2 separate regions of the Mus musculus genome follow, and region 1 is linked to region 2. The links are chromatin contacts, found by Hi-C or POLR2A ChIA-PET in ENCODE. All regions are on one chromosome and are shown on one strand. Each heading gives the region's core, a stretch centred on a gene start or an enhancer-like site at or near the end of the contact. The rest is flanking DNA. Distances are from core to core; before and after follow the strand shown. Region 1 holds the start of Nufip2 (nuclear fragile X mental retardation protein interacting protein 2). Region 2 has its middle 13 kb from the start of Gm23132.

Region 1 (3,796 bases), core at 1,129-3,628, 40 kb after region 2:
ACGTAATATGAATACATCTTAAAGACATTATGGTAGCACACACTTGAAATACCAACATGTGGGAGGTAGAAGGATCGAAAGTTCAAGCTCATCCTTGACTGAAAGTGAGTTGGATGTTAGTCTATGCTATAAGAGACTCTGACAAAACAAAACAAAACAAAACAAAAAACCAAAACAATAAATGCTAAGCAAACAGAAATGAATAATTAAAACAGGGCTGAAGAGATGACTCAGTGGCTGAGACTTCTTGTTGCTCTTGCAGAAGACTCAAGTTTAGTTCCCAGCCCCACACAGTGATCCTAACCATTCTTTTTGTTTGTTTGTTTGTCTTTGCTTTTTGAGGCAGGGTTTCTCTGTGTAGCCCTGGCTGTCCTGGAACTCACTCTGTAGACCAGGCTGGCCTCCAACTCAGAAATCAGCCTGCCTCTGCCTCCCGAGTACTGGGATCACAACCATTCTTAATGCCACATGTAAGGGACCTGACAAAGCTCTTCTGACTTTAGCAGGCACCAGGCATACACATGGTGAACATATACACATGGGGATAAAAAAAAAAATCACACATACAAAATACACCTAATTATGTGTACCACGTGTGTGTCTGGTGCCCTTGGACTTCAGAAGGGAAGTTGGGCCCCCAGAACTAGAGCTATGGATGATCATGCTGCTGCTGTGTGAGTGCTCAGCATTGAACTCTGGTCCTTTGCAAGAGCAGAAAACGCTGCTTTTAACAGCTGACCTATTCCTCCAGCCTTAAGGGCTTTATCATTGAAAAGGTATGGGGTTTCAAGAGATATAGGTTCTAGTGCCTGCAATGACAGTATTTGTGAGGGGGACTGAAACAATTTGAAGCTAGCCTGGGCTACATAGTGAATAACAGGCCAGTCAGAGATACAGAGGAAGATCAAAAACAAACAAACAAACAAACAAACAAAGACAAAACAACAAAACAAATACAAAGTAAGATGGTAAACTTTACATTTAAATTTTCCCTTGGGGGGAGGGCAGTGATGGTGGGGCATGCCTTTAATCCCAGCACTTGGAAGGCAGAGGCCAGCCTGGTCTACAGGAGTGAGTTCCAGGACAGCCAGGGCTGTACCAAAAAAAAAAAAAATCCCTTATAATACATAGACAAATGTATATCTAATTTAATGAATTTTAAAGCAATTATTCATGTAATAGCAATAGCACATTGGCTGGGGTATGCTGGTGTGTGTAGGACTTTAATCCCAGCATTCATGAGGCAGAAACAGGGGGAATCTCTTAGTTGGCCAGACACTTCTACTTAGGTAGTTCCAAGCCAATCAGGTTTACATAGTCTGTTTCAAAAACAAACCAGTCCAAAACAAACAAAACTCCTAGCCAAGTCCCCCAAATATATATTTCGAGGGTACCCCGTGTCTGTGCTTATCACAACCTTCTTCCTATCATAACAGGTTAAATTAACAGCATAAATTGCAAATACACCTTTACATTTCAATGTTTTCCTTAAATTTAATACAAAAATGTTTTAAAAACCCAAACCTTAAGAACTTTTAAAGGGTTCCTTTCTCCTTTATTTCACTTTTGAAAGTCTTAGTCTAAAATCTATTTTGGTTCCATAGTTGACCTCACCTGCAGTGTTTGATTAAAAAAACAACAAAAACACCCAAAAAACTTCAGTGTAGATTTTTTTCATTCCTCCCTCTCTCTTGCTTTCAACTACAAAGAAACAATGATTTAAGCCCTTTGTCCCCTTTTAGAAAATTACACAGATACCCTATTGTGGAACCCTATAATCCCTCCGTGGAAAGGAAGAGATTAGCATATGAATACAAAGCAAAATGAATCCAGAATACGAAAACGATCTATCGAGTTGTGAAGCTCTTGTATTCTTAAAAATGTATTTATTTCCTCTTTTTTGAATTGCCCCCTTCGTGGTTTAAGGGTTAAGGAAATTGAGCTTTCCTCTCTGGCTACCCGGAAAAGAATTAAACACACACACACACACACACACACACACACACTCACAACCCAACACATTCTAGGAGGTGCAAAACCAACAGATGGCTCCTAGCGCCAGTAGAATCGTCAGTGGAATCTGCTACACTCGACATCAGCTTGCTCGGTGTGAGGAGTGTAGAAAGTGCTGTTCGCTAACTGCGTGGTGAAGGAGAGAAAGCGATAGAAGAGAGAGCCATAATGCTGACGTTGAAGGCCCGGCCCTGTGAGGTTGCATAGGGTAAGTGGCGTTGGCCAGGCGGCGGTGGCGAAGGGGAAGGGAAGAGGATTTGAGCTAGGGGCGGGGCTTGACGCGCAGCGTGGCTCCTCATTGCTGGAGCACGGCTGCCAATCTCGCAGATCCTCTCGCTTAACCAGTGCGCTGGCGAGACGCGCTCAGATATACCGAGCGAGCGCGGAGAAGCAGTCTCAGATCCTGACGGTGCAGCAGCCCGCAGCCTCAGCCAGGGAGTCCCAGCCGCTTTCAATGGAGGAGAAGCCCGGCCAGCCACAGCCTCAGCACCATCACAGCCACCACCATCCGCACCATCATCCCCAGCAGCAGCAGCAGCAGCAGTCGCACCACCACCACCATTATTATTTCTACAACCACAGCCACAACCACCACCACCACCACCATCACCAGCAGCCTCACCAATACCTGCAGCATGGAGCCGAGGGCAGCCCCAAGGCCCAGCCCAAGCCGCTGAAACATGAGCAGAAACACACCCTCCAGCAGCACCAGGAAACGCCGAAGAAGAAAACAGGTCTGAGAGGGAGGGCGGTGGGGGAAGGGGGACTGGATTGGAGGGGGGGGAAGCGATGGGGGTGGGGCTAGATGGGAAAAGCGCGGACCCGGTCCGGGTGTGCGTCCCGCCGGGCCGGGGATGCCCCCTTCCATTCTTCCCGGGCGCGGGCCGGGCCGCGAGGTGGGGATTGCAGCGCCCTCTCCTTCCCTTTAGCATGGGAGAGGCCCAGCCAGGCCGGCGTGACCTTCCTCGGTCCCCGCCCCGGCCGGCCGGAGGCAGAGCTGTGCCCTCGGCCTTGGAAGTCCAGCCTTCATCTTCTTTTTCCCCTCTAGTGCGGGCCCTGGAGTTGCCTGAATGTGGGGGCCCCTAAGAAGGGGGTGAAACTCAGCCGCCCTAAAAAAATAAAATAAAAAATTCCCCCGAGGTGTATGTAATTCAGGCCTAGTGAATCCATCCTGATGCGGGTGGTGTCGCGAGAGCCGCTTGCAGGCGGCGACGAGCGGGGCTGAGGGCTAAGTTGAGGAAGCGTCCTCGCTCACCCGCCGCCCCGAGCCCACCTGTGGCCTTGGGGTTTGCCGTCTGGGTGTGTGGGGGACCCTATCGTCCCTCGGGTCATTTCCACCCCTAAACGCCCGTCTTGCGCGTCCGGACCCCGTTGTCTGTCCGCGAGGGCTTCTCCGCAGGCCGGCGCCCCTGGCCCGCTCGCCTCGGAGCCGGCGAGGCTGGAATGTTCTCTCCTCCTCGCGGGGCCGCTTCCTGTCCGCCATGTTGGAAGCTGATTCCTGTCACCGACTCCGGCCGGCGGAGGAGCGGAGGGGGAAGGGTGCCGAAGGCCACACGGCACGCCGGCCCGGCTGCCCCGGGACCCTCTGCGGCCCTTTTCCGGGTCCCCCCCGCACTGCGGGCGGCCGCCGCCCGCCGCCCCTCCCCCTCCGCGCCGCGCCGCGCCGGGGTTGTGTAACCCGGTGGCGGCCGCGCGGCCCCGGGCGGGTCCCTGGGGTGAGGGGCGGGGGCGGTTGGGGTGGGGGAGGGAAGCGGCCACGAGGGGAGCGGCCTGCACCGTGGCC
Region 2 (4,120 bases), core at 440-2,939:
ACTCAGGAGGCAGAGGCAGGTGGATTTCTGAGTTTGAGGCCAGCCTGATCTACAAAGTGAGTTCCAGGACAGCCAGGGCTTTACAGAGAAACCCTGTCTCGAACCCCCCCCCCCCAAAAAAAAAAAAACCTTATGTAGTAGCCACAGCTGGAACCTGGGTCCTCTGAACAGAGACTCTGGTGTGGGTTTTCACAAGATGACCAGTGAGTTCCTGATAAGAGATATGGTGAACAGGGTCTCTTTTCAGAGGTCAGGGGTCAGGTAGCTATAGTTCTTGGAAGTGGCATCAAAGGTGGCCTTGACAAAGTTGCCCAGGGTGGCAGTGCAACCCCTGGCTGAAGTGTAGCAGTCATCTATACCGGTCATCATCAGTAGCTTCTTGGGCACAGGAGCAGAGACAATGCCAGTGACTCCTGGGGGCAGGGATAAAACGCACCAGTAGTCACAGCTGTCTGTCACCTTGCATGGAACAGTGTGGGGCTTGCCAATCTTGTTCCCCCAGTAGCCTCTCCACACAGAGACAATGGAAAGCTTGGCCTAGATGATGGCCCCTCGGATGCCAGTGGCAACCTCCTTGGAGCACTTAACACCAAGACCAATGTGACCATTGTAGTCCCCAATAGCAATGAAAGCCTTGAACCTGGTCTGCTGGCCAGCGCGAGTCTGCTTCTGCACTAGCTTGATTTTCGCAACTTTATCCTTTAGGGATGCACCCAGGAAAAAGTCAATAATCTCAGACTCCTTAATGGGCAGGGAGAACAGGTAGATCTCCTCCAAGGGTTTGACCTTCATGTCCTTAACCAGGCAGGCCAGGCAGCCCAGCTTGGTGACAAGGAACCACTCCTTGTCTTCAGCTTTACCTCCACAAGCCCCAAGGCCTCAACCATGACTGCGGCCCTCTAAGACCGCTGCTGAATCCTCCGTGGAAGCTGCCTTGGCCTCCTAATCCTGGGCCCTCGGGTCCTCCCGCTGTCCAAATGGCCCTCATCAGTCATTTGGTGTTTTCCGGAAGAGGAGGAGAAGGAGGAGGAGGAAGAGGAGACAGATACTTTTGGAGCATCAACTATATACCAATCAATGAACTAGATGCTGGGAATATAATAAGGAACAAGAAATGATTCTTGAGGGCCAATGAAATGGCTTAGAGGGCAGAGGAGCTTGCCACCAAGACTGCTGATCTGTATTTGATCCCCAGAGAAGGAATGGATGACTCCACAGTTGTACTTTGTTCTACACACACACCATTGAGTGGAATTGTGATCATTTGTACATGGGCACACACACAGAGTAGACAGACAGACAGACAGACAGCTAAAATATAATAAAAAGGGGAGATGGAGGATGATGAGAGTTGTCTCTTGATCTCAAAGTGCTTACAGGTTAGGATTTGGTTGGGAAGATACAGAGCCATTTCTACTTTGGAGAGCTGTAGGAAATAAAGGAGAATACAGGATCTGTGCTTCATCAGTTCTGGAGAGGGATGAGACAGAAAGACACAGGTAAACAACTACAGTTGCCAGAAAAGAAAACAGCCAAGAAGAGCGAGATCTCTGCCAGTGATGGAAATCGAGAAGACTGCTGGAAGAGGGTTTGACTTGGACCTGCAGGGAGCTAGGTGAGGACTGGGTAAAGTGCCGGGAGGACTTAGAGACAAGGGGAGAGGGCATTTGAGACAGAGAGAACTGCAAGAGCCAAGCACAGAGTGTGTGTGCCAGGAACACACAGACTTGCTTGGCTAAGGCACAGCAGGCCAGTGAGAGCCTAGACTGGGTCCAAAGTGGGTCAGTTGAATAAGAATACCCATGACCCAAATTGTGCCCATATTTCCTATAATTTACCGCAGTGCTCCCAGGTGCACCCAGGGAAGGAGAAGTTTTGAAAGATTTGGTGACTTAGCAAATTGTTAGCAAGCCAGTATTGCTTTGAGTATCAGGACTGGCTTACTATATCTCTCAGAAATGCCTGAAGAAGGACAGAGATCCCGATACACAATGGAACATGTCCTTCCTCATTCTATAAACAATATGTTGCTAAATTTTATTTTCAGAGAAAAAAAAATATCTCAGAAATGAGTTCTTTCCTTTTGCTCCCAGGTATAGAAGAAATGAGTGGACACCAAAAGAGAGGGGGCGGGGAAGAGGGCAAGAGCAGCGAACGGGGAGACTGCTCACTTTGTCTGAGGAACAAAACTTTGCTGAAGAATTCATTTGCAAAATCTCCAGTTGCCATAGCAGTTGGTCACTGCCTTTTCCACTGCCCCTCCTTTAGAAGAAGTCTTTTCCTACACAGACATCATCTTTGGCGTTGATCTTGAAGGAGAGTAGAACTGTTCCTTTTCCCTTCTTTTCCCTTTTCCTTTTCTTCCATCCAAATCCAGCTGCACCTCTGGGAAGACCGTGGTGGCAGCAATTTCAGAAGCAGGACCTTAGGATCAGAGGAGCAGCTTCAAGCTGGATCTCGGTTTAAAAGCTCAGTTTCTGCCTCCGGAGGCATCCTGGCACTTACTTAAGTGAGGACGATAGAGGTTAAGAGAGGTGTAAGTGGCTTAAATATAACATGGACATTGGCTTGCAGATTATAAACAGTGTACTCAAAATCCTCTGAAACTCAGGGAGAGACGTGGCCCTATCAGGATGGAGCAATAATGATTAGAGCATCAGACTCCCCAGTGCCACCTCTCCCTCTCAACATCCCTAAGAGGTGACACAGCCAGTGTTTGCCGAGCATGTACTTTATGCCAGTTGCTGTTCAGACTCTGCATTCCCACCTAAGCTGTCACAGCCAAAACTGAAAAGCTGGGCACAGGGTTCACTAACTGAACACAGGACGTGTGCCAGAGCACTGTGCTGAGAACGTGACGAGCATTTCCCAGGATAAGTGTCTCTGTTTTATTGGGGAGACGGAGGGGATAAATGGGTTGCTCAAATCTACAGCCCCAGGAGCAGGGCTCAAGGCAAGGCTTTTGTACTCCATAGCTCATGAGCTTCAGTGCTCCAGATATGGTAACGGAAGACTGGTTCAAGGTGTCAGAGCCAGCAGCCACAGACTGGCATCTCAATAGAGGTCTGTCTAATACAAGAACTGAAGTGCTGACATTTTGTAACAATGAAAGTAAAGAAAGACAATTTGTTACTCCTTTTGGGTAGCCCTGGCTGTCTTGAAGCTTGCTCTGTAGACCAAGCTGGCCTTGAATTTTCTGTAATCCTCCAGCCTCTGCCTCACCCTCTGCTGAGATCACAGCCATGCATGTATGTACTGCTATGCCCTGCCTTTAAAGACACCTATAGCCAATAGCTGGGCAGAAGAGAGATAGGCAGGGTCTAGCACACACAAGGTTCTGAATTCAAACTGGAGCAGCACCTCTCCTCTCCCCCAATATAAGGCTTAGCTTGGCCGGGCATGGTGGTGCACGCCTTTAATCCCAGCACTTGGGAGGCAGAGGCAGGAGGATTTCTGAGTTGGAGGCCAGCCTGGTCTACAAAGTGAGTTCCAGGACAGCCAGGGCTATACAGAGAAACCCTGTCTTGAAAAAACAAATTAAAAAAAAAAAAAAGACTTAGCTTGAGCTACTATAACTAAACACCTTACCATTGGGTAATTAATTATATTTATTTACTTACTTTCTTATTATTTATTTATTTATTTATTTATCTATTGGTTGATTGATTGGTAGATTTGGTTTTAGAGAGATGGTTTCTGTGTAGCCCTGGCTATCCTCAAACTAGCTCTGTAGACTAGGCTAGCCTTGAACTCAGAAATTCACCTGCCTCTGCCTCCCGAGTGCTGGGATTAAAGACATGCACTACCTTTAAAGACAGAAATTCCATTTATGAAAGGCTCCACCCTCAAAAACATAGGAATCTCCCTAAGGCTCCACCTCTCAATGACTCTAGGCATTAGGCTTCAGTGCAAGAATTTAGGAAGATGTATGGATTCAGGCTATTTAGATACAGAGTCTTTAGTTCCTAGATCACCTGGAAACAGAACTGCTTACAGCATTCTTATAGTGGCCATGTGTTTCTAAACTGAAATCTCTGGGAACAATACTATCAGAGACACTGAGGAGAAGCACCGTATTTCTAGGATGGATTTTGGGAAGTACAGTACACTTAGGACATCT

The links. Hi-C counts contacts between places; a loop is a spot of excess contacts on that map. ChIA-PET counts read pairs that join two places held with the same protein, here RNA polymerase II (POLR2A).
Region 1: a map of gastrocnemius shows a loop between it and region 2 (2.0-fold over the local background). The contact joins the promoter of Nufip2 here to the enhancer-like site in region 2. A Hi-C loop is called at or near these places in 1 of 37 maps with a recorded cell type or tissue (gastrocnemius). POLR2A ChIA-PET finds 5 or more read pairs at or near these places in 5 of 5 experiments (Patski and embryonic stem cell).

The regions. Positions count from the first base shown.
Region 1 is chr11:77,683,761-77,687,556 of GRCm38, forward strand. Nufip2 (nuclear fragile X mental retardation protein interacting protein 2) reads left to right here and starts at 2,379. Exons shown (of 4, transcript NM_001024205.2): 1 at 2,379-2,747. The coding sequence starts at 2,468.
Region 2 is chr11:77,644,014-77,648,133 of GRCm38, forward strand. It overlaps the pseudogene Gm12733. Among named protein-coding and RNA genes, the nearest start is that of Gm23132, 13 kb to the right of the region's middle. Within about 2 kb of position 1,690, at least 1 of the 3 ENCODE cell types and tissues checked has a DNase peak (open chromatin) inside an H3K27ac peak, as active enhancers do; it is gastrocnemius, where a contact is called at or near this core.